Linked DNA regions of Mus musculus: all the other regions are linked to region 3. Evidence: chromatin loops called from intact Hi-C (ENCODE). Cell type or tissue: heart. All regions are shown on one strand. Region 1 holds the start of Ifitm3 (interferon induced transmembrane protein 3). Region 2 overlaps Gm51459 (a long non-coding RNA gene). Region 3 holds the start of BC024386 (cDNA sequence BC023486). Region 4 has its middle 13 kb from the start of B4galnt4. Region 5 has its middle 3.0 kb from the start of Ifitm2. Region 6 overlaps B4galnt4 (beta-1,4-N-acetyl-galactosaminyl transferase 4).

Region 1 (5,000 bases), 100 kb before region 3:
GGGCTCTGCAAGGAGAGAGACACAGAGGCGTGTTAGCATTTTGTCTAGGCTCTGCCCCACAGTTATCTGGCAACAGCTGGGTGTGCCTGACTCACACTAAAAGGGGCTGCTCCCCCCCTTACTCTCTAACCTTCCTGCACCTGCTTCCCCCTCCTCATTCCCCACTCCCTCCGAGTGCTCATGGCCAGCCTCTACTTCTCTGTTCTCTCTCTCTCTCTCTGCCTTTCTCTGTCTCTACTACCCTCTCAACCCCCTCCCCATGAATAGAGAATAAACTCTGTTCTATGCGATACCACCGTGTGGCTGGTCCCTCAAAGGGAAGGGACGCTTCAGCGTGGGCCTGCAGAGGCCCCCCCTCCCCCAACATATGACTGCATAGCCACCGAAGATATTCCTTCTCTCTCCTCTTTAAAACACAAGAAGTACCGTTCATCCCACCTGTCTATGAAGCCAGGAGAACTGGCGTTCATAGTGAGAGGCTCTCTGGGCACTCTTTATTGCTGAATAAAGAATAGAGGGTTCTTTGGGGCCTGGCTGGGACCTTGATAAGGAACAGTGAGGTTCTGCAGCTGTGAGCGTGAGCTTGGTTGACTCCAGGACCCCTCACTCTTAAACACTGAGGTTTGGGCCTTGGGACAAGTCCTGACTTGGGCTCCTGGCCTGGAAGTTCCCCTGATTCACAATCCTTCCTGACATCCTGCCCTGGAGTAATTTGATCCGCAGGCTTTTTAGATCCCCGCCCCTCTGAACCCAGAGCAGTTTCATCAAGCCAAAATTCAGGAAAAGGAAACTTCTGAGAAACCGAAACTGCCGCAGAAAGGGCAGACCCGCAGCGCGCTCCATCCTTTGCCCTTCAGTGCTGCCTTTGCTCCGCACCATGAACCACACTTCTCAAGCCTTCATCACCGCTGCCAGTGGAGGACAGCCCCCAAACTACGAAAGAATCAAGGAAGAATATGAGGTGGCTGAGATGGGGGCACCGCACGGATCGGCTTCTGTCAGAACTACTGTGATCAACATGCCCAGAGAGGTGTCGGTGCCTGACCATGTGGTCTGGTCCCTGTTCAATACACTCTTCATGAACTTCTGCTGCCTGGGCTTCATAGCCTATGCCTACTCCGTGAAGGTGAGTGTGCTAGAATGGGGGGAGTGATGGTGTAAAAAGGTGTGTGTGAACCTGAAGCTCCATCTACCCAGATGGCACCGAGGTATGAGTGTGGGGTCCTTTGTTTAAAATAAGTTTGTGTTCATTCTTCTGTGGTGTGTGTGTGTGTGTGTGTGTGTGTGTGTGTGTACACGTGTAGGCTTAAAGGCTCTCTGGGGGCAGACACAGGGTGAGGCTGCCTGGGGATTCTGGAGTCAGACTCTTCCAATGCAGAGATGCCTATAGCACCTTCACTCAACAGACTGGGATTCTAGCCTGTGTGGAAAATGTTCAGGAGATTCATGGGGAACAATAGCCTACAGTGGGGTGAACAACAAGTGCTAGGGCCTCCTGGATGATCAGAGGATGTAAAATGTTCCTGACCTAAGATGGGGAGATGCAGTCCACAGGGAGTACGTCAGGAAAACTGTCAGAGCATCTGCCTATCAGCTCCAGGGCCACTGACCGTGTCTATCTGTTCTGCTCCAGTCTAGGGATCGGAAGATGGTGGGTGATGTGACTGGAGCCCAGGCCTACGCCTCCACTGCTAAGTGCCTGAACATCAGCACCTTGGTCCTCAGCATCCTGATGGTTGTTATCACCATTGTTAGTGTCATCATCATTGTTCTTAACGCTCAAAACCTTCACACTTAATAGAGGATTCCGACTTCCGGTCCTGAAGTGCTTCACCCTCCGCAGCTGCGTCCCTCCTTGCCCCTCCCTACACGCAGGTGTAACACTCATTTATCTATCCACAGTGGATTCAATAAAGTGCACTTGATAACCACCATCCTATGACTGCTTTTATTCCTCCCACCCCTCTATCTTCCTTGCTCTGAGGTGGACATGTAGGTTATCCTCAATTTGGCAGTAGTCTCTGGCCTGCTGTTGTGGACATTTGCTGGCCAAAGTCCTGGATGGTATTTGGCTGCTTCAGGCAGGGAGAACTCAAGCTTCAACTGGCCCTGGCCCCACATTTCCAGGGCACCCAGTCCAGTTCAGAAGTGGAGGACCAGGTCTGGGTCCGTATTCTTCTGGACGAATACTCTGAACCAGACAAGATGGTGTCAAAAGTTCCATGCCTGCTTCCCGGGGGAACCCTGGGCTGATCCTGTCCAGGATTTGCTGGGTGCTGTGGTGGGGGCCTGGTGTCCCCTACTGGTCCCACAGCAGCGATGCAGTTCATTCCTTGTCGCCCTGGAGCCTAGAATGACCTTTTAAGGCTCAAAGTCGCTGCCCTGGCGCCCCCTGCCGGCACTCTGCAGGTACGGTGGCCGCGTGGTGCTTCCATTCCCCCACCCCCCCACCGACCCCGCTCCCCCGGACCCTATATGGTAAGGGAGAGCGCCAATCACGCCTTCTTGTGCCGGGGTATGCAGGACTCACCTCTCTGGTCGGGATCCTAGTACCCACGTTTCCACTTCACTTAGTGCATTGAGTTTAGGAGTCTCCTGGGAATGGATGGGCGCTATCTGTTTCTGTTGGTGCAGGGGTCAATCATTCATCTCATAGCTGCCTTTCCAAGGGAACTTATTTCTGGTTCCCAGAGGCAAGCACCTCAAAAGTAGCCTGGATCTATGGGACTCCGTTTGTCCTCCTAAATCATTGTGGTGGGGTTTTAATGTCACCATCATACCCAGGGCAGCACGGTGGATCTGAAGTGCCTTGGTTAGTGGAAAGTCGCTGTAGTGGTTGCAGCCAGGAATTTGGGAGTGGGTGTGGTGGGTAGAAAGGGGTGGGGGCACTTTTGCAAGTTAAAGGGTTTGGGTTTCTTATCCAGGGTGGCAGAGCCCCAACTTGTTCCCCAGTCCGGATTCTGACAGCTGACCTGCCCAGCGGGGAATTTAACCACCAGAGGGAAACAAAAGGCAGCTTCAAGGGATGTGCCTAGCGCTCTTCTCACCGGCACAGGATGTCAGGCTCCCTGGGAGGGTGTGTGGAAAGAAGGATTGAGCAATGGGGTTTACAAACTAGCTCTGAGGTATGGAACAAGATTCCCCTGCTGGTGGGGAGCCTTCCTCTCCGCCAAGCAGCTATGGTTTCCCAGAACACACTTTTTTTTTTTTTTGGTTTTTCGAGACAGGGTTTCTCTGTATACAGAACACACTTTTTTACCTTCTTTTCTTTTCTTTCTTTTTTTCTTTTCTTGGTTTTTCGAGACAGGGTTTCTCTGTATAGCCCTGGCTATCCTGGAACTCACTTTGTAGACCAGGCTGGCCTCGAACTCAGAAATCCGCCTGCCCCTGCCTCCCGAGTGAGAACACACTTTTATAAAGGAATCTTGTCTTATTGGGGATTGGCTGAGTACTAAGAGGATACAAATGAAGCAGGATAGAGATGGGAAATTAGGAGGACATGGGAAGGAAGAAGCCCCGTCCTGGCATCTAGATTGTCTTCTTCACTGACTGAGAGTCAAGAAACTTGATAAAGCCAAAATTCCCTCCATGTCTGTCTTAATACATTCTGGTATTGTTGTTGCTGTTGTTTGTTTCGTTGTGTAGCCCTGCCTGTCCTGGAACGTAGACCAGGCTGACCTCGAATTCTGAGACCTGCCTGCCTCTGCTTCCTGAGAGTTGAAATTAAAGGCATGTGCCACCACGGCCTGGCTCCTATCTTAATACTTAACAAACCTACTAACTGTTTGGCGCTGTCTTGTCCTGACATTTTTCTGGTTATCAAGGGTCAAACCTTACCTCCTTTATAGAAGAGCTTAAGGGGGAAGGAGCCTCTCTGGGCACCAAGGGCAGTGCTAGGCATCGGCTGGCTCCCTTACTGCTGCAGCTCTGATGGAAGGGAATCCGAGGGCCACATTACCCAGGGCGAGGATAGCAGGAATTTCTGGGGAGGCAAATTTTCTGTCCAAGCCTCTAGTTAAGAATTGACCTACCCCACAAACCTGCTTAGGGAACGGGTACTGGAGCTTTTTGTGGACTTGGAAGTCTTTTCGACTGAGGTAAAACTGTCATAGCACCTGATGATTCTTGTCCTCAGAAAGCGGTAGCCAGGCCCCGCACAGCCTCCTTCATGCCTAGAGAACCTCTGTCTTAGTTGGGGGTTCTATTGCTGTGGTAAAACACTATGACCAAGAGCAACTTTTATTTGGAGGAGACGGTTTACTGGCTTGCTCCCCATGCCTTGCTCAGCCTGCCTTCTTATCCTACCCAGGAACACTTTCTCAGGGGTGGCACCATTCCCAGGGAGTTGGGCCCTTGCCATCAGTCGTTGTCTTAGGGTTACTGTTACGGTGACGAAACAGGGTTTGTTTGGCTCACATTCCCACATGTCTCAGGGTTTTAATGCTGTGAAGAGACACCATTACCATGGCAACTCTTATCAAGAAAAACTTTTTTTTCTTCCTTTCTTTTTTCTTTTTTTTTTTTTTTTTTTTTTTTTTTTTTTGGTTTTTCGAGACAGGGTTTCTCTGTATAGCCCTGGATGTCCTGGAACTCACTCTGCACACCAGGCTGGCCTCGAACTCAGAAATTCGCCTGCCTCTGCCTCCCAAGTACTGAGATTAAAGACAAAGACAAACTTTTCATTGAGGCTGGCCTACAGTTTTAGAGGTTTGGTCCATCATTGTCATGGCAGAATGAATGCATGGCAGTGTGCAGGCAGACGCAGTGCTGGAGAGTTCTCCATCCAGATAGGCAGGCAGGCAGCAGGAAGGGAACTGAGGTGAGCTTCTGAGACCTCAAAGCTGTCTCTTAGTGACACACCTCTTCTGAGAAAGCCACACCTGTTCGAACGCAACCACACTTCCTAATAGTGCCACTCCCTAGGGCCAAGGATTCAAACCCGCAAGTCTGTGGGGGGCCATTTCTACTCAAACCTCACAACACTGCTCTTCTTCGTTTGA
Region 2 (5,000 bases), 270 kb before region 3:
TGCTGGGCTGGAGGGGTGGCTCAGCCGGTACAGCACTCACTTGCTTTATAAATTCAGAGACTAGGATTGATGGTGCTCCTGAGGGTAACTTCAAGGCCATCTCAAGCCTCACATGTATATGAACATACATGTTCATATAAACATGCATACATTCTATGTTTGAAATATGCAACAAAACTCATCTGTGTGCCTGCTCGCATACCAAGTTTTCTCTAAGAAGTAGTTTTGAGACAGGATGTTCCCATGGGCATGTGGCTTGTCCTAAACTCACAGAGACCTTCTTGTCTCTTGTTTCCCAGGGCTGAGATGAAAGGCGTACATCAGCATGCTTGGCCAAATGCATGCAGCAACACCTGAGAACCTATCCCATGGAGTTGGACATGGCGGTGCACACCTTCAGTCCCGGCATTCAGGAGGCAGAGGTAGGTGGATCTCTACAGTTGGGGTCTACATAGTGAGTTGAAAGATAGCCAGGGTATGCAGAAAGATTCTGTCTTTAAAAGGAAGAAAGGAGGAGGGGGGAAGAAGAAGGAGAAGGAGGAGAAGGAGAATAAGGAGGAGGAGAAGAAAGAAGAAAGGAAAAAAGAAAGAAGGGAAGGGAGGGAGTGAGGAAGAGGAGGAGGAGGAGGATGGAATAATGAGACTATGGTTGATCTTTTATTTTTCCTCTTATCAAAAGATTTAACTTTGCTCTTTGTCTCGGGCCTGAGTTCGTAGGCGCAGCCAGCCTAGCGAGGTCAACATGCCGGTCGCCAGAAGCTGGGTTTGTTGCAAAACCTATGTGACCCCACGGAGACCCTTCGAGAAATCGCGTCTCGACCAGGAGCTAAAGTTGATTGGAGAGTATGGACTCTGGAACAAACGTGAGGTTTGGAGGGTCAAGTTTACCCTGGCCAAGATCCATAAGGCGGCCCGGGAGCTGTTGACGCTGGACGAGAAGGATGCCTCTGTTTGAAGGCAATGCTCTCCTGCGGCGGCTTGTTCGCATTGGGGTGCTGGACGAGGGCAAGATGAAGCTGGATTACATCCTGGGCCTGAAGATTGAGGATTTCTTGGAGAGGCGGCTGCAGACCCAGGTCTTTAAGCTGGGCCTGGCCAAATCTATTCACCATGCCCGTGTGCTCATCCGCCAACGTCACATTAGGGTCCGCAAGCAGGTGGTGAACATCCCATCCTTCATTGTTCGCCTGGACTCTCAGAAGCACATCAACTTCTCCCTCCGTTCTCCTTATGGTGGCGGCCGTCTAGGGCGAATGAAGAGGAAGAATGCCAAGAAAGGCCAGGGCGGGGCTGGAGCTGGTGATGATGAGGAAGAGGATTAATTAATACTTGGCTGAACTGGAGGATTGTCTAGTTTTCCAGCTGAAAAATAAAAAAGAATTGATACTAAAAAAAAAAAAAAAAGATTTAACTTTAACTTTTAAAAGATATTTTAGACTTATTATTTTGTGTCTACATGTGGTTTATATGCTTGTTATATATGTCTGCTCACCTCATACATGCTTGGTGCCTGAAGTCAGAAGAGGGCATGCAATCCCCTGGGACTGGAGTTACAGATGGTTGCGACCCACCATCAAACCCGGATCCTCTGGAAGACCAGAAAAACTCTTACCCACTGGCCTGTCTCTCCGGCCCTTAACTTTAAAAGATTAATTTCTATTATTTGTAAGGGTGTGTATGTGTGTGGGTGTAGCTGTCTGAGGCCACACATGTTAGATTCCCCGAAGCAGTTAAGTTGTCTGGCAGCAGTGTGGGAAACAACTTGAATTCTCTAGAAAATCATTAAGTACTTCTAACTACTGAGCCATCTCTCTAGCTCCTTATTCTTATTTATTTATTTATGATTTTGTGTGTGTGTGTGCCATGTGTGCAGGTGCCCTTGGAAATCAGAAGAGGGTATGGGGACACCTGAGCTGTACAGATGGTTGTGAGCTACCCTCAGTGGGTGCTGGGAACTAAAGATGGGTCCTCTTAGCAGCTGAGCCATCTCTCCAGCCCCTATTTTTATGATTTGTACATGTGTTCTTTAAGATTTATTTTAGCATGTGTATCATTCCTATCTGAAATATATATTTTAAAGATTTTTTAAAATTCTATATATGGAGCCAGGCGTGGTGGCATATGCCTTTAATCCCAGCACTTGGAAGGCAGAGGCAGGCAGATTTCTGAGTTCCGGGCCAGCCGGGTCTACAAAGTGAGTTCCAGGACAGCCAGGGCTATACAGAGACACCTTCTCTCAAAAAACAAAAACCAAAACAAAACAAAATTCTATATATATAACTGCACTGTAGCTCTCTCAGACACACCAGAAGAGTGCATCAGATCTCATTACAGATGGTTGTGAGCAATCATAGGTTGCTGGGAATTGAACTCAGGACCTCTGGAAGTGCTCTTAACCTCTGAGCCATCTTTCTGCCCACCCCCACGACCCCCATTTCCCCAAAAAGTCTTTTTTAAAGAAAGCTGTCTTATTGGATTTCAGAGGGTGATAGCCCCGAAATGTTGAGAGCAGGTGTGTTCTGGTTTCTTGAAAGAATACCTTTCCACATCTCCAGAATTCCACAGTCCCACTATAGCAAATACCACTCAGCTCAGCCACTGGAGAACAGCTGTGGGTGCTGCCGTGGCCTCTGTGGACCATTCACCTGTCAAGCTGAGGATCCTCCGAGGTTTCTGATGGATCGGGGCATGAACTTCATGATTTATTTCTAGTATTCCCACTTTCACGGGCAGCCTGGGTGGGTTTTCAGCGACGGACCTTTCCTCTCCTGGATGTTCAGCTTCATGTTCAGCAGGACTCATCGTCCTTGAATGTTGCCAGCTGGCGTCCACTAGAGGGAGCCAGAGCCCTTTACAGCTGGTCCTGCTCCTGAAATGGCTTCATTAATAGTAAAGAGCACAGAAGCAGCGCTGTGTTGCATTTTTTCTTTCTTTCTTTCTTTCTTTCTTTCTTTCTTTCTTTCTTTCTTTCTTTCTTTCTTTCTTTCTTTCTTTCTTTCTTTCTTTCTTTCTTTCTTTCTTTCCTTCCTTCCTTCCTCTCTCTCTCTCTCTCTCTCTCTCTCTTTCTATTAATGTTTAAATTTTTTTCTTTGTTGGATATTTTCTTTGTTTACATTTCAAATCTTATCCCCTTGCCAGGTCTCCCTCCAGAAACCCCCTATCCCATCCTCCCTCCCCCTGCCTCTATGAGGGTGCTCCCCCATCCACCCACCCACTCCTGGTTTCCTACACTGGCATTCTCCTACACTGGGACATCGAACCCTCACAGGACTAAGGGCCGCTCCTCCCCCCTGATGTCCAAAAAAGCCATCCTCTGCCACCTAAGTGGCCAGAGCCATGGGTCCCTCCACGTGCACTCTTTGGTTGGTGGTCCAGTTCCCGGGAGCTCTGGAGGGTCTGGCTGGTTGACACTGTTGCTAACCCCCATGGGGCTGCAAACTCCACCAACTCCTTCAGTCCCTTCTCCAACTCCTCCATCAGGGATCCCACACTCAGTCCAATGCTTGGCTGTGAGCATCCGCCGCTGTATTTGTCAGGCTCTGGCAGCAAGCACTTCCCGGCATCTACAATAGGGTCTGGGTTTGCAGTCTGTATTTGGGATGGATCCCCAGGTGGAGCAGTTTCTGGATTGCCTTTCCGTCAGTCTCTGCTCCACATTTTGTCTCCATATTTCCTTCTGTGAGTATTTTGTTCCCCCTTCTAAGAAGCACTGATGCATCCACACTTTGGTCTTTCTTCTTCTTGAGCTTCATACAGTCTGTGAATTGTATCTTGGGTATTCCGAGAAGTACAGTTAAAATTTGTGAACTTCAGATTTTAACATGCCATTTGTTACATTGAGGACTTGAAGCTGTGTTTTCTAAATTTATTTATTTATTTGGTTTATTTATTATTTTACATAAGAACACTGTAGCTGTCTTCAAACACGCCAGAAGAGGGCATCAAATCTCATTACGTGTGGTTGTGAGCCACCATGTGGTTGCTGGGATTTGAACTCAGGATCTTTGGAAGAGCAGTCAGTGTTTTTACCCGCTGAGCCATCTCTCCAGCCCCTTCTAAATTTATTTGTATTTTATGTAATGAAAATCAAATAACAGCATTGTATAATATTCCTCTACAACTTGTCAGTAATTTGGATTGAATTGTTAGTAGTTACTTCACAAAGTCTGCAAATTGCTGTTTAGGAATTGTTAGGTGAAATGTGTGCAGAAGAGGCTTGCTGGTTGTCCAGATGGCTGAAGCGTGGGATGCTGCAGGTAGCTCTGTGTAGCCCTGCTGTCCTGGAACTCACTTTGTAGACCAGGCTGGCCTCAAACTCAGAAATCTGCCTGCCTCTGCCCACCAAATGCTGGGATTAAGGGCGTGCACCACCACTGCTTGGCGAATATTCATTTTTTATTTTCTTTCTCTCTTAAACTCAGAGGAGCCACCGTGAAGGAAAATGCAACCCAAACTTAGTTCAGAAACAATGGTAACTCAACCTCTGTATGCAACAAATAAAACCTAATCTTGTAAGCCTTATTAAAATCTGATTCCGCAGGTGTTGAATCCTTGCAGATCCGCCATGATACTGGGGAAACTCTAGCAGCTACATCTTACCCCTCTGCTGTCCCCATTCCAAAAGGGCACCCTGTTTCACTTCTGAATTCTACCTGGTTTTGTGTGTTTTGTTTTTAAATATTTATCTATGTCTACTTGCATGTATGTTTGTGTGACAGAAGAGGGCATCAGATCCTGTTATAGATGGTTGTGAGCCACCATGTGGTTGCTGGGAATCAAACTTAGGTCCCCTCGAAGAGCAACTAGTGCCTTTAACCCTTGAGTCATCTCTCCAGGCCCTGGATTCTACCAGTTATATCTGCCCACACATGTCTACTTCCTCAAATTATGAGAATGTAATAGAAGATATAAAATTAAAAAATAAACATATTAAGGAAAAAATCCCATGAGACATTGAGCATTGGAAATATGGCTCACCTGAACTGAGATATCTCAAGAGC
Region 3 (5,000 bases):
AGGACTGGCATAATCCACCAAGGGCTGGGCCTTCCATCAATCCCAATCAAAAACTGGCCCACAGGCCAATCCAGAGGGGGAACATTTTTCTCAGTTGAGGTTCCCTCATTACAAATGATTCTAGTGGTGTGAAGTTGACAAAACACTAGCCTGCACATACACATAAGCAAGCAAACAATAAATAAAAATAAAAAGTGTTATTATTATTATTATTATTATTATTATTATTGTGTGTTTTGATTGTTTTGCCTACATGTAAGCCTGTGTACCTTGTGTGTTCCTGGTCCCCAAGAAAGCCAGGAGAGGGCTTCTGAACCTCTGGAACTGGAGTTTTAGACATTTTTGAGCAGAGAAATGGGTGCTGGAAATCAAAGTCAGGTCCTTTGGAAGAGTAGCTAGTACTCTTAATTGCTGAGCCATCTCTCTGGGCCCTAATGAAGTATTTTTAAAATGGAGACAAAGAAAAAGGCAACAGACTTTAATGGACACATCTACGGGAGGAAGAGCATCATTAAAAAAAATAAAACAGCAGGGCATGGTGATGTATGCCATGAATCTCATCACAGGGAGGCAGGGGGAAGGAGCCAGGGGCCAGGAGAAGGGGGGCAAGAGAAAATGGCAGGGGGAAGAGGCAGAGGCAGAAGCAGGCAGATCCCTGTGAGTCCAGCCTGATCTACACAGCCAGTTATAGAACATGCAAGGATACATAGAGAGACCTGGGTCTCAAAGTAAAATAATATAAAATAAAGTGCAAATAGGAAAAAAAAAAAAAAGATGTCAAACTCACAGAAACCAGATACAGCCACTGTGGTAAGTCTGTGATTGTTGAAAAGAAATGAAACTAGGAATTCGTATCCTTGTAGTTTCTGAGTGAGGAGCTACACTCACTGAATCCAAACTGTTTATCACAAAGGAACAGATTGTCAGATACGGTCAGAACCAACAGGGGGATATCGTTCAGCCTCAAAAGTCAAGGGATTCAGGGCAAACCTTGAGCGAGTCAAGGACAAAGGAGCAGACGTAGAAATCGATGACTCCCCAGAAGTGAAGCCCACAGAACAGACACACTCAGAGAGGAAGGTAGCACGAGGTTGAGATCAGAGGATCGCTTTGATTTAGAGGCCAGCCTGAGCTAAAGAGTGCATCTGAGGCCAGCCTAGGGTACATAGTAAGCTCTTGCCTCAAGCAAATGAACACCAAACCAACCAAACATCGACAACCAAAACCCACAAACAAACAAACAAACAACAGCATCAACCAAAACAAAACAAAATTCGGGCGTGACAGAAAGTCGCGAGAACCTGAAGCTATTACTTTATGGGTAAGGGGTTTCTGTTTGGGGTAATAAGAGTTTGATAAATAGTAGTGATGACTGAACAATATTTTGGGTGCAGTTAACGCCATTGAACTGCACACTTAAAATGGCAAAAGCAAGCTTCGTGCTTTCACCCTCACTAACACCGCCTCCATCCTCCCCCTGCCGTCCCCTCCCCCCTGCAAGCGCACTGGTGACCTCCACTCTATGGAATAGCATCTGTGTTTCTGCCCGTTTAGTCTATCAAGCCCTCTCAAACCGCTCTCCTGCAGTAATGCCTCTGTGCAGAGAGAGCTCTGTTTCCATCACTGTCACCGCAAGGACCTGTAGCTGTCCGTCACAGACTACGCCATCTGCGTGAACTTTGCGGAGCGCTCTCAGCCTTTGCGCCTGTACCCTGTGATTTGCCTTCTTCTGCAGCGCGCTGCGCGCCCTGCAGTTCCCCCAGCACTTGGGCACACACACTCCTGCACTCTGAACTCAGACTTCTTTGAACCCTGCCCACACTCCACGTTCTGCCGGTGATCTCCAAGGTCAGACAGGCTCCAAGGTTCGACAGCTCCTCCTGCTGGCTGCAGAAGAGAATTCCTGGGTCGCAGGCCCTCATTTTATGAGTCAGTATTCCTAGATATTTGCAGCGAAGAGGTGGGTTTCTCCTCCCTCCATAGTATCCTATTACTTCTGTTCCTCAAACAGACTCTAGCACCTCCTGACTCTTCCTTGGCTCATGCCTCAGCTAGCGCTTAGGGGGACAAGGTTGGAAACCTGGTTGTCCTGTCTTTTTCTCTTCAACCCTTTCCCTGAGCAAAACCCTGCCCCTCTCAGCTCTCCACTGCCCCTCCAGTTTTGCTTACAGGCACAGCCCCTGTGGGCTGTAGAAACAGAAGCTGTGTTGTTGCACAAGTGAGACGAGTGGTTGCAACAGTCAGGGGACGATGGATTTGCCCCTGCAACGTTTAACTTTGTTGTTTGTTAACAGAGTTTATTTGGCCTTATGGCTGGGAGCAGCGGCAAGACTGGCTGGCACGGTGGCAGGGGCAAGAAGCTGAGCCTGACACTTTAAATTAAAAGACGTTTTTAAAGATGGATTTATGGTTGTTTGGCCTGCATGTACTTGTGTGTACTGCATGTGTGCAGGGTGCCATCAGAGGTCATGCCATCATGCAGGTGCTGGGAACACAACCTGGGTCCTCTGCCAAAGCAAACAAGTGCGGTACCCACTTAAGCCATCTCTGCAGCCCAAAATGGAGACATTTCGAATCTTATAAGCAGTAGCTGTGTGTATCAGTTTTTTTTTTTTTTAAGATTTATTTATTTACTATATGTAAGTACACTGTATCTGTCTTCAGACACTCCAGAAGAGGGCGCCAGATCTCATTACAGTTGGTTGTGAGCCACCATGTGGTTGCAGGGATTTGAACTCCGGACCTTTGGAAGAGCAGACAGTGCTCTTAACCGCTGAGCCACTTCCTCAGCCCTGTATGTATCAGTATTAAGTATACATATAAAATAAGAAATTATCTTAATAAATGATATGAAAAGCTAACATAAGAAACCCGTACCATCGTTGTCTGATTCTGTGCGTGTCCAAGCCTGCCTCAGTCCTCCCCATGTTTGTCTGAGAATCCACTTTGAAACTCCCACGGATTGAAAAGTCTTTTGGAACTGTCTTAGAATCGCACTCACTAAGCCATGGTATAATCTGTGGGAACTGGCAGTGGTAAAGAAATCACATTTTTTAAAGTTCACGAACACAACTGTTTATGGCTTCATTAACTTTTCTCCGGAATATTTTGTGCATTTGTCACACGTCTTACAGCTGATATTTCTGATGCTCCAGCAGCTGCCATTGTTTTGCAGATTTGGATATTTATCTTATCCAAGAATGCCCTCAAGGTCATACTTAGAGCACTAACCTTTAGAGAGCGTCTGATGCACGAGATGAGTCATCACACATCGAATGCTCCTCCTGGCTGTGGGCACCGCTGGGCATTCAGGATGGGGCTCTGCTGTGTGCAGCATAACGTGTCAATGAGAATGGTGGCAACGGCAAGAAACCCCCGTCCTAACTCACAGCCTCTCTGTGTGCCGAAAACTGTCTTTAAAAACAAAACAAGGCCGGGCAGTGGTGGCGTTCGCCTTTGATTCCAGCGCTCTGGAGGCAGAAGAAGCAGATGGATCTTAGTGAGTTCGAGGCCAGCCTGGTCTACAGAGTGAGTTCCAGGACAGCCAAAGCTACACAGAAAAACCCTGTCTCAAAAAACAAAACAAAACAAAACAAGAACAAACCAACCAACAATCAAACAAACCCCCAACCTTTTCAAGATCCTTGAAGGATCTGAAGTATGAGAGATTCACTTGCTCATCTTGTTCTAGCACCTGGATCTAGTACCATCTGGAGGCACACATGGCCGGTCTTTTCACTGAGAGTCCCAGACAGCCTTACCAGTAAGGACATCCGTCAATATCCTGCTAGGAAATGGGGTTCAGACTAGTGTGCCAACAGCGAGGGCTCTGCTGGGAAGCGGACCTCAGGCTTGGGAGGCGAATACAGTCTGGCGGATACTGTGAATCACTCGGTGGACCCAAGGAGGGACCCAGCTTACCTGGATTTGGCTCTGGCCCACAGACACACAGATTTTGATAAGCACACCACGTCGATTCGCTGGGTGGGTGGCCACTTGTGCACAGGGACTGGTGTGCACGGCTGTGGAAGGCAGGATGCTCTGCCTCTCCAGTGCACAGTGCATCTGTGTTACGTCGGACACCATTTACCATGGCAAGCAGAAAGGGAGGATGGATGGGGCATCAGTGCAAAGTGAAAGGACAGAAAAGCTCCCCTTTTTACGGCTTATTCTCCCCAACTGTGTTAGTTCAGTCAGGAGTCTGCAGGGCCACAGAACTAGCGGGAGGAAGAGCGAGGAAGAGTGGGAGGAGGAAGGGGAAAAGAGAGAGGTAGGTTAATTTTAGAAACTGGATTCCTTGATTGTGGGGCTATGGGCACCCGAAGCCTGTCGGGGAAGCTGGCAGCTAGAGACCCAGGGCAGCACCAACTTTGCACCTGCCCCCGAAGTTGTCTGGAGGTAGAGTTCTTTCTTGCTCAAGGCTATGTCAGACTTTGTTTTACTCACGGCTTCAACTGGGCACAAGGACCACTCACATCATGTAAGGTTGTTTGCTTCACCAAAGCTCACCAACTTGCCTGTTAATTTCACCCCCAAAACAGTCTTGCAGAGACATCAAGAATAATGTTTGACCAAATAGCTTGACTTCAGAGTCCAGTCAAATTGACACATAAAGTTAACCATTACATTAACAAAACAGATGGGGTTTGAAGCAGGTCCATAGGGCACATGTCTGTGGAGTGAGCTCCAGTCAGTTTGTCCTTCATGAAAGGGAACCATAGCATACATGTACAAGGTTAGAAGTGCTGTGCTGAGAACCCCCACTAACAGGCTAATGACAGGCTGGGGATACGGTTACCAGAGACAGAAGGCACAGCGCTTATTAGATAACCCTGTAGCAGAATGAGATTACCAGAGCCAGACCTGGGCAGCTTATTAGATACACTGCAGCTTATTAGATACACTGAGCAGAGCCAGGCAGCAGAGGAAAACCATGCCCTGGATAAGAGCTGCTTTAATTTTTTTTTTCTTTTTGTTTTCGAGACAGGGTTTCTTTGTGT
Region 4 (5,000 bases), 140 kb before region 3:
ACCGCCCACAATGGGCTGGACCCTTCCCCATCAATCACTAATTGAGAAAATGCCTTACAACTGGATCTTACAGAGGGATTTTTCTCAACTGAGCCTCCTTTTTCTCTGATAGACTTGTGTCAAGTCGACACTGATAACCAGCCAGTACAGCCAGCCTAGTCTACATGGTAAGAACTTGTCTCAAAAAAAAAAAAAAGGATGGTTGTGGTGTCTCACACCTTTAATCCCAGCCTTTAGGAGGCAGAGGCAGGCAGATCTCTTGAATTTCAGGCCAGACTGGTCTACAGAGTGAGTCCAGGACAGCCAATGGTTCTGTTACATACAGAAATCCTGTCTTGAAAAATAAAACAAAACAAGACAATAATTAAAAAAAAAAATGGAATCAAGGGCTGGAGAGATGGCTCAGCGGTTAAGAGCACTGACTGCACTTCCAAAGGACCTGGGTTCAATTCCCAGCAACCACATGGTGGCTCACAACCATCTGTAATGGGATCTGACGCCCTCTTCTGGTGTCTGAAGAGAGTGTACTCATATAGATTAAATAAATAAATCTGTTTTCAAGAACAATGGAATCAAGGCAAAGGGTAGTCCACACTTGTAACCCCAGCATAGCCAGCCCCCCAACCACATAGACCACCCCCCAACAGTAACGATTTTACGAACAGTATTATATGTATAGAAATCCCAAACACATAATACGCAGTATGAAGCCAGTTTTGCTTTCCTGTGATGTATTTGTTGCTGTAATATTCATGCATTACTCTGTGTGTGGTGTATGCATATGGTACATGTATGTGCATGTGATGTGTATGTGTGTGCATGTGGTATGTATGAGTGCATGCATTCTCAGACATAGAGCCAAGGGAAGACATCAAGTGTCTTTCTCTGTCATTTTTGTCTTTTTCTCCTGATCTCTTTGTGAACCTGGAGGCTGCTGGGGTTTGTTTGGTTTTGTTTGTTTGTTTGTTTGTTAGTCTGACTAGCCATGGAGCCCCAGCCATCCTTCAGTTTTTGCCTCCCACCCCCTCAGAGCTCAGGTTACAGGCCTGGCTTTTAGGGCTTCATGCTTGTGCAGCCAATGCCCTGACTGACACCCGTGCTGACTCCCAAGCTGATGCACTATTTTTAACCGAAGTCCATGGGTCTATTCATATTCCCCAGTTTCTTCATATTTCCCCATGTTCTCCTCTGCCCCAGATATCTGTCTAGGCTCTTCCATAACTCTGAGTCACCACAACTCCTCAGGCAATGACAACCTGTCTCTGATGACTCAGGTGGTTAAAAGCATGGCAGGTCAGTCTGTACTAGGGCTTTCCTCCACCCAGGGCTGCCCATAATTTTCCTCAGGGTGGGACTGAGACAGGGGGCTTGGGCAATGTCCCCAGGTCACCTTTGGAGTCCTCACTGTCAATCTGTTCTGCTCCGTGGCTCAGGACTGCTGATGTTGATACTGCACTGTGTTTGTTGTGCCTCTTCAGGATGGTCACCTCTGCTTAGCTCTGGGAAAGGAACAGGAAGAGTGGAGGTTTAAAGCCTCAGCTGGAACCTGCGCTGCTTCGGTGTAGGATTCTTTGTGAGAGCCTCATTGCCATCCATTGATTTAGTCACACGGGCTGGACTCTGGGATACTAATTTCATACTTTTGGCTATTCCAACACACACCCTTTGCTTATCTTTGTTGTTGCAATTGTTCAGCTTTGACCACAAGAGGGCTCTTTTGTCTGGGTTCTGTATTGCTTTGACATAATGTGTATGAGCGTTGTTTTTCTGAGTTCTTGATTTAGGCATTTTGGCTCATCTTTGGGCCTTTTCTGGCCTAGAACCTGCCACTGGCCCCATTTCTCTGTTTTGTACCTAACTAGTGGGTCTCTTTTTCTGGAGATGAGTAGGTTTGCGGGGGTGGGGTGGGGATGGGGTGCCCAAACTGCCTGTGGCTACATCCTCTCCATCCCTAAGCTCCTTACACTCTGCTCCGGACCCTAGGGCCAGCAGGACCCTGACTTCTCTTCCTCCATGTTGCATTTCTACCTATCTTTCAATTACTGTTCCTGGCTTTTGGCTTCAGTATAACCAGGAATGCCTGACATTTGGAAGAGAAGTAAAATGGACATTTGGATGAAACTCGGGGGCCTGGAGTCCTGTGGAACTGAAAGGGACAGCTACTGGGGCAGCCCCTCCTTGAAATTGAGTAATTTCACCTGCCCCTCCCCTCCACCCCCGCCGACTGTTCCCGCCGCTGGGCTACGCCCCTCTGCCCATGAATTCCGTGTTGTTAGAATGGCCACCAGGTGGCGCCGTAGACTGCTATTTGGACCCTGAAGTGCTCAGGTCCTCGCCCCGGGACAGGATCTACGCTTAGGAAGCCAGAATGCTCTGAAGAGGTGTTGGGAATGGGTGGCACATTTTCTGATGTGCTTGGCGCCTGGTGAACAATATCGGGAGGCTATGTCTATAGTATCCTCGAGTGCAGAAGTTCCTAGTCTCCAGGCAGCAGGAAGGGACAGGGTCCGTGGGGCGGGAGGGCAGGGGGATGGGAGAACGTGGCATTCTGAAAATTGCGCTGTAGGTCAAAGAAGGGGTGCGTGGGAATGTGTGGGGAACACACGGAGGCAAGGAAGGGGCACACAGGGAGCAAACCCGTTTGGATAAGGGCGGGGTGGGTGAAAGCTGGAGTTGGAGAGCTGTAGTGCACCCGGGTATGCAGGGACGTGGGAGGACAGAAGACTGGCTGCTTCCCAGCTTCCTGCCTCCTCTCTTCCGAGAAGTGACAGTGCCTACAGGGTGGAGCTAGTTGGGAAGGGGACCAAGCCAATGGGGGTTGAGGGAAGGAGATCTTAGAGAATGGGGGTAGGTAACCAAGCGATGACGGCGGGGGGGGGGGGGGGGGGGGGCAGGGGCGGGGAAATCCCTGAAGATGGGGAGGAGCAGAAAGAGGCCTGGGACTGTGGGGAGTACAGCATAGAAGCTGGGAAGAGGTCGAGAGAGATCCAGGGCTAGGTCTAGGGGTGAAGGCTTCTGGAGCGCTAACTCTACAGAGAAAGAAAGAAGGGCCCAGAGTACAGGAGGCAGCGCCACCCTTTTTCTCCCAGGAAGAATGTCCACTCTGTTTGTCCGGACCCAACTTCTGCCCTTGGCCTAAGAGACTCTGCCTGCCCTTTGAAGGACTGTGACATGTAGTTAGGTGCTCACTCCTCTTGGGGTTGGGGGGAGCCACATCTTTTGGCTCTCACTCAAAGATTCTTGTCTTCTGACACCTTCCAAGGACCTGGCAAACTCCCTGTTAACTTGGAGTCGGGTGGGGTCCATATATCAGACCGGAAGCCCTTGCAGTTGGAGATGTGGTGGCTCCCACAGGGGGGCTGGGATGGGAGTTGTTTCAGACTTAGGCCTCTCCAGGGCTGTAACTTCAGAAAGGACTCTCTGGCCTCTTTCCTTGCAGGCAGGAAACCACAGTGTCTCTTGGGAACCATATCCTTCGCACACTGAAGCAGAAAACTGTTGTGGCCACAAAACTAACTAAAGCTAGTTAGCGTTAGCACACTCTTTGCAGCAGCCTTTATCTTCCACTAACAAGTCACCCCCTATCTCTTGGTGCCAGCCTTAGAGCTTACCACCACTATTCACAATCGAGAGTCTATGTCTTTTGCTTTCACAGACTTGTGGTTCTTTGTCTCAATGGCTTGCCTACCATGCACCAGGCCCTTGGTATGATCGTCATGACAGCACAAAGAGGGTGTGGCAATAGACACATTGAATTCCAGCATTTGGGGATTTCTGCCCCACTCCCTCCCATTTAGCTCCGGAGTAAACAGCTCAGAGGTATCAGAATTTATTGACAAGCTGCAAGCCTAAGCTACGCAGGTTCTGGAATTATTATAACCCTGCTAGGCTATTAACAACCAGATAAGTGACCCATTATTTGCCAACTGAATCTTGCTCTGTTCTTCGTGTGTCCTCAGTGGGAGCTTCTCTTGGCCACAGGCTCATGGTCCATCCTCCCTCGAGGTGTCGTAGTGACATTCTTCTTCCACATCCTCTGTCCTTCCTCTCGTGGTCCCTACCCTGAGACCCTCCTTACTCGATCTCCAGTCCGACCTTCCTCTCTCTCCTGCCCAGTCACAGGCTCTAGCCTTTTATTACCCAATCAGAGATTGTTGGGGACATTCTTTACAGCACATTGGTTAATACAGTGCCCATGTACAGACTGTGACCTGATCATAGATAGAACTGAGCATCTAAACCTGCACACTACGCAGCGCACAAGACCAACCCCAAGGTCTTCGGGTCACCATCCTACGGCCTCCACTTTTATTTTATTTATTTATTCTTGGATTTCTTTTTAAAAAGAAATTTCTTAAGCCAGGCATGGTGGCACACGCCTTTAATCCCAGCACTTGGGAGGCAGAGGCAGGTGGATTTCTGAGTTCGAGACCAGCCTGGTCTACAAAGTGAGTTCCAGGACAGCCAGAGCTACACAAAGAAACCCTGTCTCGAAAAACAAACAAACAAACAAACAAACAAACAAAATTTTCTTACAATATATTCTAATCATGGTTTCCCCTTCCTAAATTCCTCCCAGATCTTCCCCAACCATCCAATTCCACATTCTTTCTCTCTCTCTTTAGAAAACAAACAGGTTAAAAAAAATTAAAACAACGCCCCCCAAATCTTCAAAGACGACAATTAAAAAATGTACACACGTGGTGAGATGGCTCAGCAGGTAAGAGTAGTGACTGCTCTTCCGAAGGTCCTGAGTTTAAATCCCAGCAACCACATGGTGGCTCACAACCACCTGTAATGAGATCTGATGCCCTCTTCTGGTGTGTCAGAAGACAGGTACAGTGTACTTATGCATAGTAATAAATAAATCTTTTTTTACAAAATGTACACACAAATAAAACCCATAAAACCACAAATTCAGAAATCATATTATACAAGCAAAAAGCCAGTAGGGTAAAAATGCCCAAACAAAGCAATATGAGACAAAGTCTACTACCATT
Region 5 (5,000 bases), 51 kb before region 3:
TATTTATTTAGATTTTTTTTTTGAGACAGGGTCTCTTTATGTCAGTGGTTCTCAACCTGTGGGTTGTGACCCCTTGGGGAGACAAATGAACCTTTCACAAAGGGTCTCCTAAGGCCATCTGCACATCAGATATTTACATTACAATTCATAAGTAGGAAAATTATTGTTATGAAATAGCAATAAAAATAATTTTATGGTTGGGTATTACCACAACATGAGAAACTGTATAAAGAGTTGTAGCATTTGAGAACCCCTGTTTTATGTAGACCTGGCTGTCCTGGAATTCAATATGTAGAGCAGGCTAGCCTTGAACTCATAGACATCTGTCTCCTTCTGCCTCCCCAGGGCTGAGATTAAAAGTGTGTGCCACCACACCTAGCCCTTGCTTGGCTTTTAAAGCCCTAGATGGGGAGTATAAGAAATCAAGATCATCCATAATATTGTATAAAAATGTATCAGCTATTGCCCAGATGTCTCATCATGAAGTGGTTTAGACAGGGAACCTTATTCAGATGAACATTTTAGCCAATCTGAAAGGCTTCCAGGTGTTCTTAATTGTTAAACTGTAGGGAATTACTAAATGCATTCACCTATTGTGATAAGATCCAACTTTCCAACAAGCAATCAAAGTAAAAGACAAGCGGGGCATGGTGGCGCACACCTTTGATCCCAGCACTTGGGAGGCAGAGGCAGGTGGATTTCTGAGTTCGAGGCCAGCCTGGTCTACAGAGTGAGTTCCAGGACAGCCAGGGCTATACAGAGAAACCCTGTCTCAAAAAAACAAAACAAAACAAAACAAAACAAAAAGAACATTGGGGCTGGAGAGATGACTCAGTGGTTAAGAGCAATGACTGCTCTTCCAGAGGTCTTGAGTTCAATTCCCAGCAATCACCCATCTGCTTTGTGTTTGTTTTGTTTTGTTTTGTTTCAAGACGGGGTTTCTCTGTGTAGCCCTGGCTGTCCTGGAACTCACTCTGTAGACCAGGCTGGCCTCAAACTCAGAAATCCACCTGCCTCTGCCTCCTGAGTGCTGGAATTAAAGGCGTGTGCCACCATGCCTGGCAAGATTGTCTTAGTTAGAGTTTCTATTGTTGCAGTCAAACACCCATGCCCCAAAGCAATTGGGTGAGGGAAGGATTTATTTCACTTGCAGGAGTCAGGACAGGAACTTAAGGCAGGAAGCTGAAGGCAAGAGCTGATGCGGAGGCCATGGAGGAGGGCTGCTTGCTGGCTAGTTCCCCAAGGCTTGCTCAGCCTGCTATCTTATACCCTCTAGGCCCATCTTCTCAGGGGTGACAGTGACCACAATGAACTGGGTCTTTCCGTATCAATGATCAACCAAGAAAACGCCTCTCAGGCTCATCCATCCGCCAATCTTATGCAAGCATTTAAAAAAATTTTTTTTTTCCTTCTTTGCAGATAACCCTAGCTTATTTCAAATTGATCTTAAAGACTAGTCAGCACAGAGGCATAGAGAAAAGTCTCTCTTAAACCAGAGTAAACATCAAAACCCTGTACCAAAATATAGTACAGACCTGGTTAGGACAATCCCTGGGTAGCTTTTCTAAGAAGGTTTAAACTTTCTTACCTCCTATAAATTCTTTCTTGTTACTTTAATTAGGCTCTGCCTTTTGTCCCCTGCTTAATTAGCATCCGGTAATTGGTTTCTTTCATAAGCAGAGCCTCTCCAGCTATTGGGAGGAGTCAGGGAACAATAGCTTTTTTTGAGATGCTTGCGGCTGACTATAAATCCTAATCTAAGGACATTGGGTTTCCTGAGGAGTGTATTGTGGCTGTGGGTGTGTGGAGTTGGAAGGTAAACTGTTTTGATTGTTCCTACCAAAACTGACAGAATATTCCTGGTTTTGTTTTAAAATGGGTCTTGCTTCTGGTAATAGTCAAGCTGGAGTATAAACTAGGTTGGAGTCAAGATGTTGACTATTAAGGTAGCACCCCGGGGGCATCTTTCCTCAATTCTTTTCTCTTTAGATTGCTGCAAGGTCATAGATCACACGGAAGCCCGTGTAAATTTTAAGTCACTCCTGCCCCCAGCTGGAGAACTCTCGTCAGAACAATGAATTCCGCTTTTAGAGGCTAACTTGGAATTAATTTTCAGCCTCTGTGACCTCAGTGAGTCTCCCTTCAGCATACCCTGAAAGCCTGTGTCCTGTCCTGTCCCGATCAAACTGCTACATCTGGGAGCCCTGCAGCCTCGGGCTGGGAAAGTGTGGAATCTTATAGGTGTGACCCAGCAGGCAAAGCTTAGTGCTTTATACACAGGAGTGTCGTAGAGAAGCCTCAGGGTTGGGATCTGGCAGAGGGAGCAGAATGAAAAGTTCGATAAATCTTATAGCTAGTGCTGAAGTTTGTTGGGAGTCTGGCATGCAGCAGAATTTTAGCAGAGCTCTCCTATCTAGGCTCTGAGGTAGCCTTTTGTCAGTGATGGTTATCTGAGAGTTTATGGGGTGGTTCCTTTGAAAGATTCTCAGAACCTTTGCAATAACTTGGTATCCAGACACTCCAGGCAAACCAGTAATTCTCACAAGGGTGAGAATTGTTTAAGGTGAAGGTTCTCTCAAAACAACTCCTAGATCAGATAAGAAGTTTTGGTGTGCAGAAATCGACTTGCTAAAGGTGTCTTTTTGTGTAACAATAAAGAGGCTCTGCAAAAAGGGTCTGAATTTCCCCAGCTGGCTCCCGAGAAGCCTAAATTCATCCTGTAGTTCTTTCTTTGATCAATCTCCTCGTGTGATCCAGAACACTAACACTGGTACTTGTTGATTCTGTCTTCTGAGACTTAGCCGCGGAAGACCTTCAAGTTGAGACCTTAAAGTGCAGAATGTCATTGGAGGCACTTGATCTAGTTTTTGTCCAATAGCTGGAGAAGCTTGTCTTATAAAATGTACAATGGCTTGGCCTTTCTGACTCTCAATGTCCAGATTAATATACGTGTCCATGGTTTCAGCTCTAAAGAGATCAGGGTTCTCAGAAGCCATCAGTGTTATTCTCCATAGCCTTTTACACTTAGGGGTGTTTTATCCCTCCTATAGGATTACTTCACTGTTAGAGGTACTATCTCTATAGTACACCAAACCATAGAGTCACCAGTAGGTCGTTCCCCTACTCTTTCCTGTAAGCGTCTTGACACAATCTGCAAAGCTCCCCATCCAGTCCTGCCATGGAAGTTAGCCTGGCTATAACAGCATTCTGAGGGTGAGACTCGTTAGTTCATGAATGGTGCTAAAGCTCAGATATGAGACTTTTCTAGGTTAGGTCAATGCCACAGTGAGACTTTTGAGTTCTTTAATGAAGGTGGAAGAGATCCTAGCTAAATTAGCCTATTTGGATTGGATTTGGGAAAGATCAGTGTCTTAGTTACTGTTCTATTGCTGTGAAGACACCATGACCAAGGCAACTCTCATAAAAGAAAACATTTAATTAGAAGTTTGCTTACAGTCGTAGAGAGTTAGCCCATGATCATCATGGCAGAAAGAAGGCAGACATGGTATTGAAGCTATAGCTGGAAAGCAGGGGGAGAGAGAGAGAGACACAGACAGAGAGTGACAGAGAGAGAGAGAGAGAGAGAGAGAGAGAGAGAGAGAGAGAGAGAGAGAGAGAGAGAGAGAGGAGATTGGGCCTGACATAAGCTTTTGAAACCTCAAAGCCCATCCCCAGGGACACACCTTCTCCAACAAGGCTACACCTCCCGATCCTTCCCAAACAGTTCTCCTAACTGGAGACCAAGCATCCAAACATGTGAGCCTATGGGGCACTTTCATTCAAAAGTGAGATTCACTCAGAGATGAGACAGAGAGGACATGCACAGGGCTCACTAGGAAAAAGAGCCACACCTTACCACCTCTGACTTTTCCCCTAAAATGATTTTCATCTCTCTCACACACACACACACACACACACACACACACACACACACACACACACACACACACACACACACAAAACCAAGAACAACCCCCACACCACCACCAAACCAAACAATAACAAAGACACCTTACCCCACCCTCTTTCCCTTTAGCCCCTGGAGGCTGCTCACCTACTTCTGACCTGAGAGCTGTTCATAAGGCTTATTCAGGTTTAGCATATATCAGAGCTTTCCTTTTTCATTTGCCAGTTGATAGACATCTAACCTCTGTCTGTTGCCTGTCGTTACGAATGCTGCTGTAGACATGAGATACAGGCATACAGGATACGTATAGACATGTGTTCATTCTCTTACACACGAGAAGTGGGATTCTGGGTTGTAGCTTCGATCTGCCCACTGCCTGCAAAGCCTGCAGCATCAGTGGTGTGGTTTCTTTGCTTCTAAACTACAGTGCTTCCTAATGGGTATGAGCAGTGTGCTGCTGGGGCTTTGATCTGCATTTTGCTAATGAGCAAGAATGTGGAGCCTGTTACCCATTGTGCCTCTTCTAGAAGAAATGTTGAGTTCCCCTTTCGTTCATTTTTTTAAAATTTTTACTTACTACTTTTTATTCATTTATTTAAGACAAGCTGTCATGTAGCCCAGGCTGGACCTTGAACTGATTCTCCTGCTGACCTTTCCCAAGTGCTGGGATTACAGACATGTGACCTGCTCCAGCTTTTGAGGCTCTGATCGATGGTGATGGTTGTACAAGTAGAGGCGAACAAGGGCTCTGTAGTTAGACTCACTGATCTCCTCCTTGCTCCATTCTGCCCTGTGGGATGAAATTTGGGTGCTGGGGGTGGGGGTGTGAGGTTACTGAATGGGTTCAAGTGTCAAACGATTTGTGTCCTTCACCACCAGGGAACTTCCCTTGTTTCTAGGACGCTCAGTTCCCTCACTGCTTCTGCCGGGAAAGACTCGGAGTTCCCTGTGTAGCCGTACTCCTACAGGCTTCATTTTAGCAATGGCTGTTTCGCAACTGGTAGGAAAACATCTGCCTTCCATAAGCTCCCCGGCTGCAGCCAAGTGACTGGAATTTTCCTTCCCTAGCTAGCCAGGAGCATCCAGGCCCTGT
Region 6 (5,000 bases), 160 kb before region 3:
TGGAAGAGCAGTCAGTGCTCTTATCCACTGAGCCATCTCGCCAGCCCCTGCTGCTGCATTTTAAAGATTGTTTATTTTATATATGTGTGTTTTGTCTTCACATATGTATGTGTACCTGGTAACCTGAGATGTCAGAAGAGGTTGTTAGAGCCCCTGGAGTCAGGGATAATTGTGAGCAACCATGTAGGTGCTGTAGACTGAATCCAGCTCCCTGGGAAGAGCAACAAGTGCTCTTATCCACTGAGCCATCTCCCCAGCTCCTAGACTATGATGCATTTTCAAATCCAACACTTTTCTTGCAAAGCGTCTTTAAGTAGCAGCACTTCATCTGAACTGATACAGAGAAGGCGATGTAGATAACGGTGTGTGTGCTCTGGCTGAGTGGGGTGACAGATCAAGGTCATTCTGGAGACTTGGTGTCACCACATACGCTGGCTCAGCAGCAGTTCCTGTGTGGGAAGTTCTCATGCAGTGACTTTAGCCAGACTCCACAGAAACCAGGTGGAAACATAAGCTACAGGCAGGAAGTGGGTGTTGGGGGGGCGGGGGGCGGGGAGAGCCTGCATTACCCACAGCTACCCTGGTAACCAGAGCTCCGCCTCACCAAGAGAACACTCACAGAAAACAAGTCAGAACTAAAAAAAATATTTCATTTCATTCTGAATAAAAAACAGAACAGACAGAACTCTTGTAAATTCTGAAAACAATGTCGTCGCTACGGAAAATTTCACAGAAATCATCAGGGGGTGTGGGGACCAAGGTGCCTGCCCTGCCACGAGCGCCACCTATCTGCAGTCCCAGAGGAGGCTTTTAGGGACCAGCACAGGTGGTGGCAGAGCCTGAATCAAGCTCAGGACGCAGCTTCTACCTGCTGCACCAAGACCCGGTGGCCCAGAGGGCAGCTAGGTCTTCAGGATCGCTGTGCGCGGGCACCTTTGCGGCTGCGTGTGGCCCACATGCCTCGCTTCGAGTGATAGTGGTGGTAGAAGTGTCGCAGTCGAAGCCTCTCCACCTCCAGCCCTGCCTGCAGGACCCTGGGAGGAGCGGGTGGAACGTCAGAACCCTGGCTCAGGTGCTGTGGCTTGGGGCTGCCCTGGCGGCTGCAGGAGGCCGGGGGTGGGGGGTGGGGGTGGGAAGGGTTCAATGCAGGGTGGGTGGAAGGGATTTTGTGGGTCTCTAAGATCCTGGCAGGTGGAGTTCTGTCATTCCATCCCCTCAAGGGAGGATGATGAGGTGTCTCAGTGTGAGGGAGGGGAGGGCAGTTACCTGTCAAGAAGTTCCCAGTCCTCGCCTCCCCACTGGTCACGGAACTCCTCAGTGTTCATGCCTCCTACTCTGTCAAAGTCTGATTTGTAGATCCCAAAGAGGCCAAATCCATTCACTTCCCAGTAACCTTGAGGTGAGGAGGATAAATAACCATTAGGGTGTGGTCCCTAACATTTTCTCCCTAGAGGACCCTGGGAGGAATTCTAAGAAGCCTGATTTTGGAGACCCTGGGTGGGAGGGAGTGCCTGGTATTTGCTAATAACTAGAGAGCTCCTAGGTTTATAGACGAACGGGTCTTATGTGTATGAATAGGGTCCTATTCTTACCCAGGAGGTCAGGTTTGGAGTTTGCCCTGGTGGTTGTGAGAACCTGGGGCTCCCCAGGGAACACCCAGGTCCTTACCATGTGGGTCCCACGGTGAGCTTCCACAGCCCAGACGCATGACCACAGGGGCGAAGGCCAGCTTGCCCTCCACGCAATGCTTGCGGATGCTGTCCAGGATATTAGGTGGGAAGTGGATGTGCAGGTCACAGAGGAAAACGATGCTGCTGGGGTCCTGTAGGTTGGGAGGTCTGAGCCCTGCTCACCTCCCCAAGGTGAGCTCAGCACCCTCCTTTCTTTCCCCTAAGCCCTTGACTGGCCCACAGACCTCCACGGCATCCACTCCAGTTTGCAGGCCTGCAGAGCGCTCGAAGTTTCCAGTTCGTTTCAAGTACTGGTACCTGCAAGAGGAAAGGAAGGTGGACGGCGGCGTCAGAATAACTCATCTCCTGTAAGAGGAAAGATCCTTGGTTTTCCCGAAATGGTGGTAAACATCGTTACCGAGGTAGCTGAGCCGCACGCAGGGCCCGCTCCACATCCATGTCCTCGCTCTCAAAGTCCACCAAGATGATGTTGAAGTACGAGTCCCCCGTATGCACATGCAGCGCGGTCATATCTGCCAGGAACTGCACTACCCAGCGCGCCTGATTCTTCACTGGAAGAGGGGATGTCACTGAAGCAGCATGACTGGACCGAATGGTTCCCACCTCCCACCCCACCCCCGAACGCCTCATAGTGGCGCACATACCTGGTACAATGAAATGAACCATGACATCCTGACGCCAGGCCAGATGCAAAGGCCGGCAGAGCTCTGGGCGACTGTCTGGGTGGATCGAGGCGGCTGGAGGCGGCTCGGGACTTTCTCCATCTTCGTCCCCAACGCGGGCTCCGGGCAACCGCAGGAAGACGTATTCGGATAGGCGCTGGCGGCTCCCTCCGCGCTCTTGCAATTCCAGTTCCAGGAGGAAGCGGCTCCCGCGTGCAGAGTCGCGGCGCTTCTCCACGTTCACGATGCGTAGAAGCGAGAAGCGCCTGCGAGGCAGGTGTGATTAACCGAGGGTTGTAGCTCTGCTCAACTGCCTCCCCCTTTACCCCGAGAACCACGCGACTGTACTCCCCAGACCGCAATACCTGCAACCCGTTCTATCGCTCCTAAACACAGGTTGACCTTCCCACGTCTCAATTCCCCAGCCCAGCAGGAAATAGGAAAGGCTACACTAGGGGTCGCTGTGAGCCCAGGATTGTCAAGTTCTCCCAGATGTCTTCCTCTGCATGATTTTCTTTGTCCTGAGGTGATGTCTCAGTCTTCTCCTATGGTTAGCATCCCACAAGAACCACCAGGAAGCTGTTAGTTCTCCCACGTGTACCCCTCATACCCGGAGCAGGCCCCTCATTTTGTCTCAGGCCTTAGGCTATTTATTCTGCTTCCCACCCTCTGGTGACAGCTAGCAATCCCCCTATGGGATACCATTGGCATGACCTGAGATGGGAGTCAGCCATACCCAAATCAGGAACTTTCTATCCCCAACCAAACACTTTAGGTTACTCCTTGGGGTAAGCTACCCACACCATAGCACCCAGATGTGCCTATGACCACTCAAGGTGGACAGTCCTATAAAGAGACCAAGAGACTGCCCCATAAGCTGCTCTCAAGAGAACTGCCCTCAGGGTTGGGAATTTAGCTCAGTGGTAGATCATTTGGCCTAGCAAGCACAAGGCCCTGGGTTCAGTCCTCAGCTCTGGGGGAAAAAAAGAGAGACCTGCCCTCTGAGCCACCTAGGTCTGTCCAACATAATCACCAGTGGTGGGAAGGGTCTCCTGGCCCCTTTTGAGGGCTGTCAGGCTCACACCCTCTGGAGCACATCTGTGTACAACCCCTGTCCTGTTCAAACCTTTGTGTGGAGCTTGGCTCTCAACACTGGCTGCCAGATACCTTGTCCTGATATCTGTGCGTTCATCAAAGCCCTAAGAAGGTTTTCCCCTTCCTCCAACCCCTGTCCTGTTCAAACCTTTGTGTGGAGCTTGGCTCTCAACACTGGCTGCCAGATACCTTGTCCTGATATCTGTGCGTTCATCAAAGCCCTAAGAAGGTTTTCCCCTTCCTCCAACCCCTGTCCTGTTCAAACCTTTGTGTGGAGCTTGGCTCTCAACACTGGCTGCCAGATACCTTGTCCTGATATCTGTGCGTTCATCAAAGCCCTAAGAAGGTTTTCCCCTTCCTCAAGGCTGACAATGAACAGAACAGTCTCATAAGAACTCCCTCAAAATGGGGTAGAAACAAGTTTGAAGCCTGAGACCTAGGAGGCCAAAGGCTCCCTTGAACTAGACACAGTCCCCTAGTTGGGACCCTGCAGTGCTCCACAGGTAGAGGTCATGACACTTTAGTGTCTCTGGTTCCTGAAAAGGTTGTCTGCCCACAATCTGGCTACTCCTGACTACTGTCCCCGATGGTTTGGGTTCATCCCTGGGTCTAGGTCTAAGGTGGCAGATGTGGGAATTGGCAGTGAGGAGAGATGAAGTCAGTCTTGAGGGGGGCTCCAGAGAGCCCTTCAACCTGGATAAGTAAGACAGTAGTTACAGAGAGGGAGAAGGGGCTCAGAGAGTTGCTGAGAGCCAAGGAAGTTCTGCGATCCCTGCAGACACCGGCATGCCTTCTCTTCAAGCAGCCGTCTGCCCCGTACCCGCCATGCTTTGCATTTAGCCGCTCCATGTACTGAGCCACTACATCCACCGCTTCGGCCTCAGGAAGTTGCAGGTTCCCGGATACGTTACAGCGCAGGTCGTTCCAGTCAGAGCGCAGGAGCTCGAAGTCCATGGCGCCCACGCTGAACGTGCGCTGCCAGTTGATGGCATCCTCCCGCCAGCGACCCAGGGGCCGCCCAGCGGCCGGCTCCTCCTCTTCCTCACTGTCTTCTGATGTGGCCTCATCACCTGGGGCCCCATCCTCCTCCCCTTCTTCACCCTCTCCTGGCAGCTGTGGCCTGGATACCTGAGACAAGCTCAGGAAGGAAGTCACAGGCTGTGTTTCCACTGAGGAGTTCAAGTCCACTGTGGGCACCATGAGTCCCTGTCCATGTAACTGGCCCTCCCGGCCTCCCTGGCTGGTCTGGGCCCTGACTGGGGGCTTTAGTTCTGTGACCTTGGGGCCACTGGTCCTATAGCCCTGGGTCCGAGGTGGATGTGGGGGTACCCGCAGCTGTACTCTGGGCAGAGGCTTGGGGCGCAGGAAGACGCCAGGGAAGGGTGGCCAGGGTGAGTCTCGCAATGCCCTCGGGGAAGCCCGCTGTCCAGGTCGGACCCTGGTCACGTACACCTTTGAAGGCGACTTCTCCACAGTTCGGGGAGGTGGAGCTCGCCCCAAGAAGAGGGGCAGGGGGCGTGGGGCCCAATTCAGTGCCCGGGAGTGTCTGAGG

What was found. A loop is a pair of places that touch in the nucleus more often than their neighbours do. Peaks named below come from ENCODE experiments on the same cell type or tissue, not always from the same donor. Only the 100,000 strongest peaks of a DNase experiment are listed, where the experiment ranks them.
Region 1: it touches region 3 in a loop (7-fold over the local background); 9 of 42 quality-filtered maps call a loop at or near these places.
Region 2: a loop joins it to region 3, with 10 times the contacts of the local background. A loop is called at or near these places in 15 of 42 quality-filtered maps.
Region 4: a loop joins it to region 3, with 6 times the contacts of the local background. A loop is called at or near these places in 26 of 42 quality-filtered maps.
Region 5: it touches region 3 in a loop (6-fold over the local background); 9 of 42 quality-filtered maps call a loop at or near these places.
Region 6: it touches region 3 in a loop (8-fold over the local background); 8 of 42 quality-filtered maps call a loop at or near these places.

The regions. Positions count from the first base shown.
Region 1 is chr7:141,006,523-141,011,522 of GRCm38, reverse strand. Ifitm3 (interferon induced transmembrane protein 3) reads left to right here and starts at 779. Exons shown (of 2, transcript NM_025378.2): 1 at 779-1,126; 2 at 1,634-1,933. The coding sequence starts at 878. The coding sequence ends at 1,798. In heart, a CTCF peak has its summit at 3,001 (motif pointing right); DNase peaks (open chromatin) are centred at 752, 1,722, 2,322, 2,812 and 1 weaker place; H3K4me3 peaks cover 2,155 bases; H3K27ac peaks cover 2,209 bases; H3K27me3 peaks cover 1,083 bases.
Region 2 is chr7:141,174,207-141,179,206 of GRCm38, reverse strand. Gm51459 (a long non-coding RNA gene) reads left to right here. Exons shown (of 3, transcript XR_003946684.1): 3 at 300-560. It also overlaps the pseudogene Gm5905. Among named protein-coding and RNA genes, the nearest start is that of Gm51459, 6.9 kb to the left of the region's middle. In heart, CTCF peaks have their summits at 2,824 (motif pointing right) and 3,959 (motif pointing right); a DNase peak (open chromatin) is centred at 2,826; H3K27me3 peaks cover 1,432 bases.
Region 3 is chr7:140,905,583-140,910,582 of GRCm38, reverse strand. BC024386 (cDNA sequence BC023486) reads right to left here and starts at 4,562. Exons shown (of 3, transcript NR_015583.2): 1 at 3,232-4,562; 2 at 2,878-3,026; 3 at 2,600-2,792. In heart, CTCF peaks have their summits at 1,891 (motif pointing left) and 2,684 (motif pointing right); a DNase peak (open chromatin) is centred at 1,842; H3K4me3 peaks cover 745 bases; H3K27ac peaks cover 470 bases; H3K27me3 peaks cover 104 bases.
Region 4 is chr7:141,045,720-141,050,719 of GRCm38, reverse strand. No RefSeq gene overlaps it. Among named protein-coding and RNA genes, the nearest start is that of B4galnt4, 13 kb to the left of the region's middle. In heart, CTCF peaks have their summits at 1,688 (motif pointing right), 2,287 (motif pointing right) and 3,293; DNase peaks (open chromatin) are centred at 1,619, 2,299, 2,749, 3,259 and 1 weaker place; H3K4me3 peaks cover 1,408 bases; H3K27ac peaks cover 1,347 bases; H3K27me3 peaks cover 913 bases.
Region 5 is chr7:140,956,417-140,961,416 of GRCm38, reverse strand. It overlaps a transcript of Ifitm2 not described here. Among named protein-coding and RNA genes, the nearest start is that of Ifitm2, 3.0 kb to the right of the region's middle. In heart, a CTCF peak has its summit at 2,070 (motif pointing left); a DNase peak (open chromatin) is centred at 2,126; H3K4me3 peaks cover 76 bases; H3K27ac peaks cover 523 bases; H3K27me3 peaks cover 1,525 bases.
Region 6 is chr7:141,068,030-141,073,029 of GRCm38, reverse strand. It overlaps B4galnt4 (beta-1,4-N-acetyl-galactosaminyl transferase 4), which reads right to left. Exons shown (of 20, transcript NM_177897.4): 14 at 4,269-5,000; 15 at 2,336-2,619; 16 at 2,089-2,242; 17 at 1,916-1,988; 18 at 1,669-1,822; 19 at 1,267-1,393; 20 at 630-1,034. The coding sequence ends at 911. Among named protein-coding and RNA genes, the nearest start is that of Pkp3, 9.2 kb to the left of the region's middle. In heart, CTCF peaks have their summits at 784 and 2,802; DNase peaks (open chromatin) are centred at 2,839 and 4,509; H3K4me3 peaks cover 1,184 bases; H3K27ac peaks cover 270 bases; H3K27me3 peaks cover 4,694 bases.